2 separate regions of the Homo sapiens genome follow, and region 1 is linked to region 2. A link is a loop called in an ENCODE intact Hi-C map of the cell type or tissue named here. Cell type or tissue: heart right ventricle. All regions are shown on one strand. Each heading gives the region's core, and the rest is flanking DNA. Links, peaks and the distances in the headings are about the cores only.

Region 1 (2,813 bases), core at 173-2,672, 94 kb before region 2:
AATGCATGGAATGCCACAATAGAGGCAATGAGGATGCTTAGAGGAAACCACTTATATTGGCCTGGGGAATCGGAACTTGTGGCTGTAATAAAGCTTTCTTCTCTTAGATTATGAATGTTGCTCATGGGGAGCACTTAAATGAGCTCCCTGAGAACAGGGACCACAACTTCTTTGTTTTTATTTTTTAGTCTGAGTGTAGTGCTTTGACTATAGTAGTTGATCAATGTGGTGAGCAGAAAAGGTAGCTTCCCTACATTACAGCTAGTAGTGGTGTTTGCTGGACTTCAGCAGGTCTTTGTAAATTCAAAGCCCAGGCTCTCTAACACCATACATAGCACTTTGTTACTCACAATGAATGGTTTGCTACAGAATGCTTTCTCTTTTCTAATCTGCTTCTTGTCTGATTGTCATGCAAACTTGAATGGGATAATAAATGTAAAGTAATTAGCATAGAAGAAGCACTCAGTGACTATTACCTGCTATTATTACTTTATAATGTAGTCTGCATTATTTTTCTTCCTTTATTTAAATCTTCAACTTTGCTGAATTGCTTATTGAAGAAAATGCTGTCTCTAAACATAACATTACTGGCAGCTGAAAGTGAACCTTACACATGATGCTTCATGGTATCTGAGAGTCATGAAGTTTACAAAGACATTTCTGGTCTTATTCTGATAAATATCACATGCTAATATTTCCTACATTCCCATTTACTCAGTGTTCCCTACTTCCTAAATGAGGGAAAAGCACTGTCGAACAGTTGTCAAATTTTCTTCACAAGCAGCTTGGTTTTCCTTAATGGATGAAATCACCCTTCGTTGATGGATCCATCTGCACAGGAATTTCTAGATCATCTCAGGGCTCACACTCTGGGTCCCACCTCCTGCTCTGCTACAAACGGTTAGGTATCTTTATGCATCAGTATCCAGCTGGCCATAGCGGCCCTGTGTCAGAAATTATATTTCCTCTAATTGGCTAAAGGGACCATTTTCTTAACAGTTTCTTTCTTTTATAGGGCCATGTGCTATGTTCCATTTATATACACATTCTGGAACACAGTATTCCAGAGCATGTTAATTGTTTAGAGATAATGGACCTAATAAATAGAATGGTGCGGTTAAGGAGAAATCCAGTTGCATGGAGGTCCTTGGTCTTTTGTGTGGCTTGAAGAGGTTGAGGATGCTGATGTGTTCTTTGGGAAGAGATTCACAGTTGACAGGAAACATCTGCTTTAATTTGCTCCAACATCAACAAGATTGATGTGGTAGGAAACCTGTTGTTACTGTGTGAGTTCCATTTATCAAGGCAGGGCTTGGCCCGAAATCAGGGCTATTTGGACAGGTACCACAATGGGTCAAAATATGGACATAACAAAGCAGCATTACTTGAGAGTATCATGTGGCTGTTTCTCTATTTAAAGGGAGTCATGTTCCTTCTATACCTGTCTGGCTATCTTCATTTCTTTCTATGTCTTTCTCTTTATGTTTTTCTTTCTCAGCACATTTCCATTCAGGGCCTCAATTACGAGTGTAACAGTTCTCACCCTAAATTCTGCCTCCATATCCTCTCTCCTGGGTAAGAAAGGCTCCCAGTGATGGTGACTCTCAATGGAGGGAAATTCTCCCCAAGGGTTTCCCAAATATTTTCAGAAACAGCTATGCAAACACACAGACTCACACACGCAAGTACTCACCAAACCTTGGAGATTATCCACTACCCCTAAGGTATACCTGCCTTTTCTGGCTAACTTTCAGAATCACTTACCTAGAATTAATTAAAGATGCTCTTACCTTCAGGAAAACTGCCTTGGTTTTCATTATTTGGAAAAGTAAAGTTTGTATCTGACACTTAAAATATGCCTCTGGAGAACTCAAAGAATTCAAAGCATTCTTATATCAGTGCATCTGTGATACTAATCTTTTAGAAAATTATTACACTGCTAATAAAATGTGAAGTGTGGATTCATGCCACTGAGCTTAGGTTATTGCCTCCACTATTTTTGAAATGCTAGTGCCCATGATGTCCTGATGCAGGAACTCATCTCTTAACAAAACAACACAGCCATATACAGAAAAAATAAGGTCCTTTTTCACCCATTCTGGTGTAGGGTAGATCAATCAATTAAAAGAAATTGCAAAGGCTATATGCTATGGTTTGGGTGTTTGTCCTCTCCAAACCTCATGTTGAAATATGATTCCCAGTATTGAAGGTGGGGCCTAATGGGAGGTGTTTGGATCATGAGATGAGGACAGATCCCTCATGAATAAATTAATTGTGTCTCTTGGAGGTGAGTTCTTACTCAGTTCCCATGAGAGCTGGTTGTCACAAAGAGCTGGTATCTCCCCACCTTCTTGCTTCCTCTCTCTCCATGTGATCTCTGCACATGCCAGCTCTCCTTCACCTTCTACCATGAGTGGACACAGCCTGAGGGCCTCACCAGAAGCTGAGCAGATGCTGGCACCAGGCTTCCCGTATAGCCCGCAGAACCATGAGCTAAATAGACCTCTTTTCTTAATAAATTACCCAGCCTCAGGTATTCCTTTATAGCCACACAAAATGGACTAAGACACCCTATCACTGGAGTCCACTCAGACTACCAGGTGAGATAAATCCAGGAGCTTCCAGGTTCTTTGTTCTTGATTCTGGCAATGGGTTCAAATAAAAGACAATGAAAGGATATGCTATTGGCTACTTTGTCATTTCATCTTCCTGCTTCCTACCTAATGACCTGAATGCACATGTGCTCCCGCTGTCAGTCTCCCCACTGTGAACAACCCTCCTTTCTCTTTACGAACCTCCTCTGCCCTGGGCAG
Region 2 (2,813 bases), core at 154-2,653:
AACTGGATGTGTAAACAGACTGTAACCTACTCTTGTGACAAGTAGCTGAGTCTCAGCCAATCACAGTGGCTGAGTTTCAGCCAATTACAGGCAGCCACTTTTTCAAAATATGTTCAAATAAGGCAAAAACTGAGCTGTAACCAATCCAGCTATCTCTGGACCTCACTTCTGCTTTCTGTACTTCACTTTTCTTTTTCTGTTCATAAATGTTATCTGACGTCGTGGCAGCTCCAAGTTGCTCTGAACCTATCTGGTTCTGAAGGCTGCCTGATTCAAGAATCGTCCTTTGCTCAGTTAAACTCTTAAGTTTAATTTGTTTAAGGTTTTTCCTTTAACAACAGTTGTAAAAGTGAATAGCGTCTTAAAAACAACCAGTTTTCTGTACTAATTTTGAATTAGCAATGAATAGGATTCAGAAACATTATGAAAATAATAATGTTCTAAATACATATTGGATATCTTTTCTAGTTCATAAGGGATCTAGAGTGAGTAGTCAAAAACTTGGAGAATAAAGTAGAAATGGATATAATACATATGATGTGAAAGAGAAACAGAATGGAGTTCAGAAGTGATGCAAATCCACATTCACTTAGCCATTCACTTTCATGACAAGACAAAGATTTTTGTATATGTATATGTGTGTACATGCATGTGTGTATGAGAGCAAGATTTGGGGATCATACTAGGTATATATGATTTAAAGAGCTAAAAGTTGTGCCTCGGTCCTGGTTTTGGGTCAAGTTTGGATTACAGTTTATAGCCCCCCAAACCCTGAAAAAAATTATATTTCCTCTCCTTACTTTCCCATATGTAGTTAAAAATGAAAACAAATTCAATTTTAAAAATAAATAAAAGATGTTGTTATTTAAAAAGAAAACCTGAGCAAGGATATATTAATAGCCATATATATGAGGGAAAACATGAGGAAATACCTCATTTTATTTTTCTCCTCAGAATTTGGTCGGTATTGCTGCACTTTGGAACTATGGGGGAGGGCAAAGTGTTGAAGAGAGAGTTGAGAAGAGAAACACTTGGTGAAGAGTTGGGCTCTAAACTCTATGACCAAGTTAAGGAGCTGGCTCATTCCACTTAGACGAGAGGCGTGACTTGGAGGTCTTCAGGAATTTAAGGAATAATGTGAGGCGGGAAAGATGACCAGCTGTTCTCCATAACTAATGAATATGTAATTTGAGGAAATAAACTCAAGCTGAACTGGAAGGGATTCACGTTGACTGTTAGAACAATTTCTCAACTGTCAAGACTCCTGCCCAATTAGGATGGCTAGTTTGTGCTTTTCTAAGTCTCTTTGCCTACATATATTCAAATAATTTTAAAACAGGGGCAAGAGTAGAAAGTATTGAGCAGGATAATGTCTCAAAGTATGTGTCAGCCTTAAAATTTTAGTTCTGTAATTATAATTTTTTTTTTTTTTTTAAGAAACAAGAAACAAGTTCTGGTCAGGTGGGTTAGATTTCCCTCTAGTGGTGTTGAAAGGAATTTAGTATGGCTGTGTTTTCATAACTGGCTCTTGGGGCGGAATTAAACTTGGAAAGATGCAAAGATGTATAGGTTTTTTTCTATTTCTGCTTAGATGAGTACTTTCTGGAAAGGCAGACAAAACGCCAGGGCAAACAGTCCTTCTTTTTCTTCCTTAGATATTGAAATCTGGACTCATACTCTGCCGTTACTACATATTGTTTTCCCTGGAGCTGAGAACACTCCTTGGGAGGGTTGGTCATCTGATGGCATGTGAAAAACTCCCTTGGTTGGGAATCTGGGAGATTCCCTCAGGGCCTAGTGTCTATCATAGACCAGGGCTTTTTACAGTTTTGATGACAATAAGCCTTTTTCTTGGCCAAACATTGTGATCAGATCTCCTTTCAAGGTACTGAGTATGTGAAGCCCTGTGTATCCACACTCCACATGGTCTAGGACTTGTGGGAAACTATGGACTGCCACCGTGAACCACTCATGTTAATCCCACAGACAGAGCCCATCTCAAATCTCTCTTTGTGGCAATATATACAAAAGAGGCCCTTAATTCCAAATCTTGCAAGAATACCGGCATTGCCAGCTTATCCCGAGAACCAGTGGTCTTAAGAACAGACCACTGAAGAGCCAAAAGGCATGCCTTGATCCTGGCTTTAGGTCAAGCTTGGATTACAGTTTAGAAAGCCTGGACCCTAAAAAAAATTATATTTCTCCTTTCTACTTTCCTATATGTTGTTTAAAATAAAAAACAAAATTAGCTTTAAAAATAAATATAAGGAAACCTAAAAATGTTTTGATTTTTTTCCTTATAATGCTATTCTAATTTCTAAAATATTAAATATCAACTTCTTACCAAAATATCTTTTGTTTTGGTGCCAGTTTTACCATGTCTAAAGCACATGCTTAACCAGCTATTGGTTAACCCAGTGATGTTTATATCCACAAATCACCAAGTCTTGCTGGATCTTGTTTACTCAGCCTGAAAAAGGAGCATGAATGAATTTGCAGCGGTCACACAAGTCCAGAGGTCACTGGTCATCACTTCTCTTGCCAGATGGATGGGTTTGACAAGCTGTGTCCAGCACAATCTGCCTTTCCCAGCAGCCTTTTTGTTCTAGCCCAGATGCACAGCACAACCACATTTCCGTGCCTTTCAGGAGAAAGCTACCCAGGTCTCATGAACTGGTGGTGATTCAGGTTTTCTTTGAAGTGGTGTCCTTCCTTGGTGTACAGTAAATAATTTGCTTTGCTTATATAATAAACAAGAGTGTATCTTAACAAATGGGGACTGACAGTGAACCTGGAGGTTGCCTGTGGCCTTC

What was found. Hi-C counts contacts between places; a loop is a spot of excess contacts. Peaks named below come from ENCODE experiments on the same cell type or tissue, not always from the same donor. Only the 100,000 strongest peaks of a DNase experiment are listed, where the experiment ranks them.
Region 1: a loop joins it to region 2, with 2.4 times the contacts of the local background. A loop is called at or near these places in 12 of 110 quality-filtered maps.

What each region holds. Positions count from the first base shown.
Region 1 is chr9:68,411,744-68,414,556 of GRCh38, forward strand. The region is part of intron 6 of PGM5 (phosphoglucomutase 5); the gene reads left to right. Among named protein-coding and RNA genes, the nearest start is that of PGM5-AS1, 55 kb to the left of the region's middle. In heart right ventricle, for the core only: no CTCF peak of the experiment used is centred there; a DNase peak (open chromatin) is centred at 1,324; H3K27ac peaks cover 744 bases.
Region 2 is chr9:68,506,170-68,508,982 of GRCh38, forward strand. All of the region lies in intron 10 of PGM5 (phosphoglucomutase 5), which reads left to right. Among named protein-coding and RNA genes, the nearest start is that of TMEM252, 33 kb to the right of the region's middle. In heart right ventricle, for the core only: a CTCF peak has its summit at 1,491 (motif pointing left); no DNase peak of the experiment used is centred there; H3K27ac peaks cover 1,496 bases.